3 separate regions of the Homo sapiens genome follow, and all the other regions are linked to region 3. A link is a contact called in ENCODE Hi-C or POLR2A ChIA-PET data. All regions are on one chromosome and are shown on one strand. The core of a region is the stretch at or near the end of the contact, and the rest is flanking DNA. Distances in the headings are between cores, read along the strand shown.

Evidence for each region. A loop is a pair of places that touch in the nucleus more often than their neighbours do. ChIA-PET counts read pairs that join two places held with the same protein, here RNA polymerase II (POLR2A). Pooled maps may share reads with other maps.
Region 1: a map of Calu3 shows a loop between it and region 3 (8-fold over the local background). The contact joins two enhancer-like sites. A Hi-C loop is called at or near these places in 3 of 168 maps with a recorded cell type or tissue (Calu3, MCF 10A and endothelial cell of umbilical vein) and 1 of 50 pooled maps. POLR2A ChIA-PET finds 5 or more read pairs at or near these places in 4 of 52 experiments (A549, HEK293T, MCF 10A and 1 more).
Region 2: a loop to region 3 is called in a map of PC-9, with 12 times the contacts of the local background. The contact joins two enhancer-like sites. A Hi-C loop is called at or near these places in 5 of 168 maps with a recorded cell type or tissue (Calu3, MCF 10A, PC-3 and 2 more) and 3 of 50 pooled maps. POLR2A ChIA-PET finds 5 or more read pairs at or near these places in 4 of 52 experiments (A549, AG04449, MCF 10A and 1 more).

What each region holds. Positions count from the first base shown.
Region 1 is chr1:218,396,317-218,399,387 of GRCh38, reverse strand. All of the region lies in intron 1 of TGFB2 (transforming growth factor beta 2), which reads right to left. Among named protein-coding and RNA genes, the nearest start is that of TGFB2-OT1, 45 kb to the left of the region's middle. Within about 2 kb of position 1,272, at least 2 of the 41 ENCODE cell types and tissues checked have a DNase peak (open chromatin) inside an H3K27ac peak, as active enhancers do.
Region 2 is chr1:218,376,045-218,378,960 of GRCh38, reverse strand. The region is part of intron 1 of TGFB2 (transforming growth factor beta 2); the gene reads right to left. Among named protein-coding and RNA genes, the nearest start is that of TGFB2-AS1, 32 kb to the right of the region's middle. Within about 2 kb of position 1,545, at least 5 of the 41 ENCODE cell types and tissues checked have a DNase peak (open chromatin) inside an H3K27ac peak, as active enhancers do; they include PC-3, PC-9, Panc1 and 1 more, where a contact is called at or near this core.
Region 3 is chr1:218,704,778-218,707,490 of GRCh38, reverse strand. The region is part of intron 3 of LOC105372924 (a long non-coding RNA gene); the gene reads left to right. Among named protein-coding and RNA genes, the nearest start is that of LINC02869, 200 kb to the right of the region's middle. Within about 2 kb of position 1,455, at least 9 of the 41 ENCODE cell types and tissues checked have a DNase peak (open chromatin) inside an H3K27ac peak, as active enhancers do; they include PC-3, PC-9, Panc1 and 1 more, where a contact is called at or near this core.

The sequences.
Region 1 (3,071 bases), core at 23-2,522, 310 kb after region 3:
GGGTGTATATATTCATGTGATACATGAAATACTTCGATACAGGCATGCAATGCCTAATAATCACATCATGGTAAATGGGTTATCCATCCCCTTTGAAAACGTACTACAGTTGTGATCATCATTAGGAGAAGCTGTTGAAGGGTATATAGGAACTCTCTGTACTATTTTTGCAATTTCTTGTGAGTCTAAAATTGTTTCAGGCCTGGCACAGTGGCTCATGCCTAAAATCCCAGCACTCTGGGAGGCCAAAGTGGGAGGATTGGTTAAGGCTAGGAGTTTGAGACCAGCCTGGGCAACAAAGCAAGACAAGACCCCATTTCTATTAAAAAATAAAAAATTAGCTGGGTGATGTGGCATGTGCCTGTAACTCCCACCTACTTGGGAGGCTGAGGTGGGAGGATCACTTGAGCCTGAGAGGGTGAGACTACAGTGAGCCATGACTGAGTCACTGCACTGAAGCCTGGGCAACAGAGTGAGACCTGTCTCTAAAAAAAATTAAAATAATCCAGGCACAGTGGCTCACGCCTGTAATCCCACCACTGTGGGAGGCTGAGGCAGGCAGATCGCGAGGTCAAGAGATCAAGACCATCCTGGCCACATGGTGAAACCCCGTCTCTACTAAAAATACAAAAATTAGCTGGGCGTGGTGGCAGGCGTCTATAGCCCCAGCTACTCGGGAGGCTGAGATAGGAGAATCGCTTGAACCCGGGAGGCAGAGGTTGCAGCGAGCCGAGATTGCACCACTGCACTCCAGCCTGGTGACGGAGAAAGACTCCAACTCAAAAAATAAAATAAAAAATAAATAAATAAAATAAAATAAAATAAAATAATTTCAAAATAAAGTTAAAGGTTAATAAAAAAACAAAACTGAATAAAGGTCTTACAATGTCACTCATATGTGATGAGCTCTGAAACAGAATGTAGATTTGAGGCTTGCAAGAAGTCCCCCAATGATGTCTAGGGTTCAGCCCTTCAGGAGGGCAATGCTTCAGCCATCTATCTATTGTTTATTCCCTCTTAGATTGGTTACACCACAAAACTGGCAGGAAGAAAGTGCGTGAATGTTGAAATGCTTGGGTCAAGAACCTATAGGTATTTGCTGTATTTGCTAAAGCAGTGGTTCTTAAAGTGAGGCTCCCAGCCCACGGCATCAGCCTTGCCTAGGAATCCGTGATAAATGTGAATCATCCAGGAAAGTCTGATGGCACCATTTCATCAAAGTTTGAGAACCAATGTGTGACTACATACTGGTTGACTCCTAGCTGGTGAAACCAGTCCTAGTTAACAATTAAAAGCAGATTGATAAAGTCCGGGGAAAAGAAGAAGGAGGCTTTAGTGTTTAATATCAGCTTTCTTGGAGTCAGCACTGACCACAATTGTCAAGGACAGACAAGCACTGGTCTCAGTGTCCTCGTGGGGGATTTTCCAAGATAAGCCAGAAAGGTCAGTAGTTCAAAGTGAAACACAGAAGGTGTGGGTATGAACGGAATTGGTAGTGGCCTGGAGGTTTTGTTTATCCTCCTGCCTGAGGTACTCACCGATTACCTCAACATCAAGTCCAAGCTAGTCCCCCTCCTAGAGGCAAAGCTAAACGAGGCTTACAAAGCAGCACAGGTTCCTGCTCATTGCAGTGGATATATGGATCCTATATAACAGTCTTTCTTAAAGAGTATGGATGGTGGTCTGCATTTTAGCAAACTCCTTGAGCAATTCCTATGTACCCTAACATTTCAGAACTGCTGAAATATACGACAGAAGAAAAGAAATCTACAAAGAAATACAGAAAGACAAAGGAGCACCTAAACTTTTTTTTTTTTTTTTTTTGAGACGGAGTCTCGCTCTGTTGCACAGGTTGGAGTGCAGTGGCGCGATCTCGGCTCACTGCAAGCTCAGCCTCCCGGGTTCACGCCATTCTCCTGCCTCAGCCTCCCGAGTAGCTGGGACTACAGGCACCCACCACCATGCCCGGCTAATTTTTTGTATTTTTTAGTAGAGACGGGGTTTCACCGTGTTAGCCAGGATGGTCTCAATCTCTTGACCTCGTGATCCGCCTGCCTTAGCCTCCCAAAGTGCTGGGATTACAGGCATAAGCCACCGCGCCCGGCCTTTTTTTTTTTTTTTAGATGGAGTCTTGCTCTGTGGCCCAGGCTGGAGTGTAATGGCGCAATCTCAGCTCACTGCAACCTCCGCCTCTTGGGTTCACGCAACTCACCTGTCTCAGCCTCCTGAGTAGCTGGGATTACAGGCGCCTGCCACCACGCCTGGCTAATTTTTTGTATTTTTAGTAGAGACGGGATTTCACCATGTTGGCCAGGCTGGTCTCAAACTCCTGACCTCAGGTGATCCACTGCCTCCGCCTCCCAAAGTGCTGGGATTACAGGCGTGAGCCACTGCACCTGGCTCAAGCACCTAAACTTTGGATCAGGCTTTATACCTAGAAAAAAAGAGTAAGACAGAGAAAAGAGGAAGAGTTCTAAAGCTCTTAAACTGGAAAAATAGGATTCCTCTATGATTTGCAGTAGTAGTCTGCCTTGACTGCACATTTTAATCAACGGAGGAACTTGAAAATCTTGATGCCTGGGTTGAAGTCCCTAAAAGTCTAGTTAATTGACTGGGGTGGACTTAGTTTTAAGTTCCTCAGATGATTTTAAATGTACAGCCAGGATCAGCACCCCTCACTGAAAGAAACTGGTAGTACTCAGACTGAAGAAGGGAAGACTTAGGGATATCAAATCTCAAGGGATTTCAAAGATTTCAGGGACTTACTTTCTATATAGCCAAGGAGCCACAGTTTGACTCAATATAAAAATAATTTTCTAAAAATTTAGAAGATTAAAAAAAAAAAAGAAACCAAACAACTCACTCTCTTTCAAGGTTGTGAGAGATCACACCTCACTGGCCTCCCTGGAAGAACCTGTGTACTCACAAGGCGCAGTCTGTCCCAAAAGATGCAGTGGGGCTTCCTGAATATGGTGGCAGGGTGAGCTAGATGGCCTGGCAGCCCACTTCCAGTTCTGCCATTACATCATGCTCTCCACCGATGGAGCCTCCAAAAATTGTTTTTCTTCCCT
Region 2 (2,916 bases), core at 296-2,795, 330 kb after region 3:
GCTGCTCAGGAGGGTAATAGCCACAGACCCAGCGAGGAAGCAATGTGAAGGCTGCTGCCCTTGCCACACCTCTTCTTCCATTACCCGCCTTTCCTCTCCTTTCCTTGTCTGCCTTTCTCTATCCCTCTGGTGTGCACTCACAATGCATATTGTTTCCTCAGGTCCCTTCTGTATAAGAAAAAAAAAACAGGCCGGGTGTGGTGTAGCACCCCTGTGATCCCAGCGCTCTAGGAGGTTGAGGCGGAAGGATCCTTTGGGGCCAGGAGTTCCAGGCTGCAGTGAGCTATGGTCCCTGCACCCCAGACTGGGTGGCAGAGTGAGACTCTGTCTCAACAGCAAAATGAACAGGCTGGGCACGGTGGCTCACATCTATAATCCCAGCACTTTGGGAGGCCGAGGGGGGAGGAGCACTTGAGGTCAGAAGTTCGAGACTAGCCTGGCCAACATGGTGAAACCTCGTCTCTACTAAAAATACCCAAAAAATGGCCGGGTGCAGTAGCTCACGCCTGTAATCCCAGCACTTTGGGAGGCCGAGGCGGGCGGATCACCTGAGGTCAGGACTTCGAAACCAGCCTGGCCAACATGGCGAAACCCCGTCTCTACTAAAAATGCAAAAATTACCTGGGCGCAGTGGCGGGCGCCTGTAATCCCAACTACTCGAGAGGCTGAGGCAGGAGAATCACATGAACCCGGGAGGCGGAGGTTGCAGTGAGCTAAGATCGCACCATTGCACTCATAGAGTGCCTGGTGCGACAGAGCAAGACTCCATCTTAAATAAATAAATAAATAAATAAATAAATAAATAAATAAATCCAAAATTAGCCAGGCATAGTGACAGGGGCCTGTAATCCCAGCTACTCAGGAGACTAAGGCAGGAGAATTGCTTGAACCCGGGAGGCGGCGGTTGCAGTGAGCCAAGATGGCACCACTGCACTCCAGCCTGGGAAACAGAGCAAGGCTCTGTATCAAAAACAAACAAACAAACAAACAAACAAACAAACACACTATAATATATGTAATGAATTAAAACGAAGGAGGTGGTGGCAAATGGGAAGCCTCATCTCAGGATTCAATTTAAGGAAGACACAGGAAGATGGATGCTGGGGTTATATTAGTAAGAAAGAAGAAAAGACTTTTTTCTCAGTAAGGTCTTCTGGGACCTCAGACTGCATCCTTTGGAAGCATCTGTCCTGCTTCTGCATGAAACTGGGCAGAGTTTCTCCCCAGCCACAGCTACCCAGGGTATAGGCCACGACTGGACTTCCCAGGGGTCGGGGGTGGGGCAAGACGGCACAACATAGGGGCAGGCGACCAGCAGAAGAGTAGGATTTCTGATTTTTGTGCTGAGGAAGCATAAGTATCTCCCAATGTAAAATACATTAGGGGGAGGAGGACTACATTGAATGAATCATAGTGCTGATTTGGGGGTGGAGCTGGTGGGGAGGGATGCCCTTGTGGTTAACCACATTTTACTGGGGTTTTTATTGATTGCAGTTGTATTGAAAGAGACATGACTCACACATACCATATTCAAAGCCACGTAAAGCACTGGGTTCCAATGGAATTTCAGTGTCTGAGAATGTCATGAACTATACTACAAAATGTGAAAAGTTATGCTATCAACATAGATATCTATGTTTTGCTTCTGTCCTGTACCAGCTAAAGAGGAGGCTGATTTTTCTATTTCCCTTTCACTTTAAGGCTGTGGCTAAGCACTTAAGAAATACACGTTGTTCTAGGCATGGTAGGGACTGCTTCTCCTAAAAGTTGGTTTCAGCTGGGCACAGTGGCTCACGCCTGTAATCCCAGCACTTTAGGAGGATCCCTTGAGCCCAGGAGTCTGAGACCAGCCCGGGCAACAAAGTGAGACCTCATCTCTATAAAAATTTTTTTTTTTAAATTAGCCAGGTGTGGTGGCATCATCTGTAGTCCCAGCTAACCTCCTAGGCTGAGGTGGGAGAGTCACTTGAGCCCAGGAGGTCAAGGCTGCAGTGAGCTATCATTACACCACTGCACTCCAGCCTGGGCAACAGAGCAAGACCGTGTCTCAAAACAAACAAAGCTGGTTTCATTAACCAACCATCTTCCTATGTGTTTGGATTGAACTTTGCTTGTAAATGTCATTCAGCAGTTTTTTAATTTTTCTGCTTTGTGCAGGGTAGTGTGTACAAATGGGTCTCCACAAATAGGCTATAAGCTACTTGAGGGCAGGGATAATATAGTAATAACAATAAAAAGAATAAGCATAACAGCAAAAGCAATGTTACTAGCTACTGGGAGCACATCAGCTGTCAGGTACACATCTGGATTCATCCCACTTAGGTGGGGGATAAGAAACTGAGGCTTAAAGAGGGAACTTGCCCGGTGCTATGGAACTGGAAACAGTAAGGCCTCCACTTAAACCTAGGTTGTATGGTCCTAGTACTCTCTGAGCTGTTGGTGATGCCTCTTCCAAGAGGGACTCATCCCTACCTATCTCATTTTTTATTCATCTGCATAATTCAGGCACCAAATTCTTAAGGCAGTATATGCTTGGTGAATTATAACTGAATTAAATAGAATAAAACAAAATTTTGTAGGTCATGGTTTTCAGGAACCATCCAGGCAGAGCTTAAAGTGAAATGACAAGGAATTGAGGTGGCTGATGTTCCGCCTGGTTGTAGAAATCATTACTAACACACATTGTCCTTTCATGCAAGGTCTGAGCTTCCAGCCCTCCTAACAAGATAAAGAATGTCATTCTGCCTTATTCACTTCTAACAATATTTTAAATTCTATTGTGTAAGAACACTTAACGGGAGATGTACGCACTTACCACATTTTTAAGTGTGCAATCTATTATTGTTGACTGTGGGTACGACGTTGTGCAGCAGCTCTCTAGATCTTATTCATCTTGCTCAACTGAAACTTTAGGCC
Region 3 (2,713 bases), core at 206-2,705:
TCTTGAAAAATAGCCTCAGAATGTTGGGAGATGAGATCAGACAGATGACAGACACTTAAATTACATCCTTCCCTGTCATTTAAATCCTCCTTGCATTTCAGCCTTCAATTCAAATGTCACTTCCTTCATAAAGTGGCACAAAATGTGGCATCTGGACTCTTGGATCAGCATGAAAGGGGATACTTTGGGGGTTTTCTACCAAGTTCCATGGACAGGATGCCTGGTCTGTAATGGGTAGCCCTACACGGCAAATATGGCATTCAGCTTTGCATCATTATAAATTAAAAATGCAATTTATGAAACGAGTCTTTTGCTAAGGATAGGTTGGTTTATGAAGTACCATCATGGCCTATCATCAGAAGGTCTCAAAATGGCCATGCCTTTATCTTATTATTTTCTTTCAGTATAAATTTGAACTTTCATTGTACCAATGGGTATAATAAATACCTCCCATCTGAGGGTGTACTAGCCTAAATCAGTGTCAGAAAGATGACCTCAAATTCCTAGAGCCTCTACCATAGATGTGAAATTCTAAATACAAAGTTTCTGGGTTTTTTTCCCCCCCTTTCAGGAAAGAACTCCCATTTCACTTTCCTCAGCAGTGGAATAAGTGGCTCAAAACAGCAACTACTGATGAAAACTCAATTTCCAAATACATTCCATGGCTTATTTGTGGACGGAAATGTTCTTTACCTTTTGAACTTTCAGATAGCTGGCAAAAGTAAATGCGCAAGCCTTTTTTTGTTGTTGTTAATTAAACAGGAAAAAATATCACACCCTGGCTTGGCTAGTAACCAAAGTCAGGGGTTTCTGAAGAATCACTTCACAGATGGGAGGCTGGATGACAGATACAAAGACCAGGCATGGTGCTCATAAAGGTGACACTCTTGGTATCTTCCTAGAAACCAGCAGAAGCCAGAGCTTCTGGAAGGGAGTGATGAGGAGGAGTGTAAACGATTCATTTACTCTGTGTATCATAACCTTGCACCTTATTGACTATAAATCAGAATCGTTTGAAAAATCACCACATCCCTTTTCTGTCTGGGCCTGTGAAATTGCTTCCTTTAATCCAGCAGAGAGATGCCTGTGGTTTCAGAGCTCTGGGATGTTCCATTCCATGTGCCACATGCATGTGGTTAGTTAATGACCTGGGTGTCTACTGAGGTTTGTGACCACGGATTGTTGCAAAGCTCTACCTGACTCCATTCTTCTCCTGGAGAAGATGAGAACATTCTTACCATATTAGTCATGCCAAGCCTCCACTTTTTTTGAATACACAGGAAATGTTTCTCTCCAACAGCACATAATTTGGCCAATAGCAGCTTCCTAGGTTCGGAGCAACTTCACCACCTATCATGAGTTCTCCAAGATAAAGTTTGTAGTAACAGTTTTAGCGGTGGAAATGTCACCAAGTTGCATAAACTCAAGACATGCTTTGGCATTCAGTCACTCTGCAAATATTTATTGAACAGAGTTCACTGGGGTCAATAGGATGAAGTGGATAGCAGTTATTTCTCCTCCCTAGAATTTCCCCATGACACACACCAAGTCACACAGGCACTATTTTGTTCTTAAAGGAGTATTTTAATATTGAATTATGGGCAGCAGTGCGAGCAGCACCACTCTTCTTATATTAAAGAGATGAAGATTAGAATGGCCACAAAGTTGGACATGAGATCCAGATGGTGCTATTTGGGGGCTGAAATGTACCCCCATGGCATCAGGACAAACAACTGCCAAAGCCAAGCTCCCAGTGCTAATGAATTTGTAAACAAGATCATGCACAGTCCTCCTAATTAATATTTTGTCATTTGGAACCTGACTATAGCCTGCCAGACAGGAAATCCAAGTCTGAAGCCATCTACATAATTCAAAAGAGCCAGTTAAAAAAACAGAAGGTAGAGGAAAGAGGTGTCATAGTCCACACAAAGCCAGTCAGTTTGTTACTGGGTAAAAATTGGTGAGTCATCTGTGACGGTCAGTTTTAGGTGTCAACTTGGCCAGGCTATGGTACCCAGTTATTCAGGCAGACACTAATCGAGGTGATGCTATAAAGCTATATGGTAGATATGATGCTGTAAATGTATTTGGTAGTCATCTACACTCAAGTTGACTTTATGTGAATGAAATTATCCTAGATTTTCTGGGTGGAAATGATCCAATTAGTTGAAAGGCCTTAAGAACAGCACTGAGGTCTCTCTGAAGAAGTTCTACCTGTGGACTGGAGCATCAGCTCCTGCTCAGGAGTTTCTAGCTTGCTCTATGGATTTAGAACTTGGAAATTTTTCTGTTTTGTTCACTATTGTATCCCTAGTACCGGCCCAATAGGCAATCCATTAATATCTATTGAATGAATGAATACATGAGCTTAATTCCATGGTAAAGTCAGCCAAGTATGTGAGGTGGTATTATTTAGATAAAACAGTTGACGTCCTAAATTTTAATTTTCTGCCAGTTTCCCCCGCTCTCACACACACACACACAGATACTCTCTCAAATGTACTCACTTGTGATCAAACCTTGTTCAGTCTTTCTCCCCCTCTACTTTTCTGCACAGTGGACATATTGGTCACATTTTCCCTATTGAGAACCTCTCTTCTTTCATAATTCTGTGCTGCTCATCCAACAAACTCCATCTCTACAGTTACCTTTTCTATGAATTATTCTAAGATTTCCTTAATAGAAGTTGTCTTGGTATCTCCTGAAAGCCTCA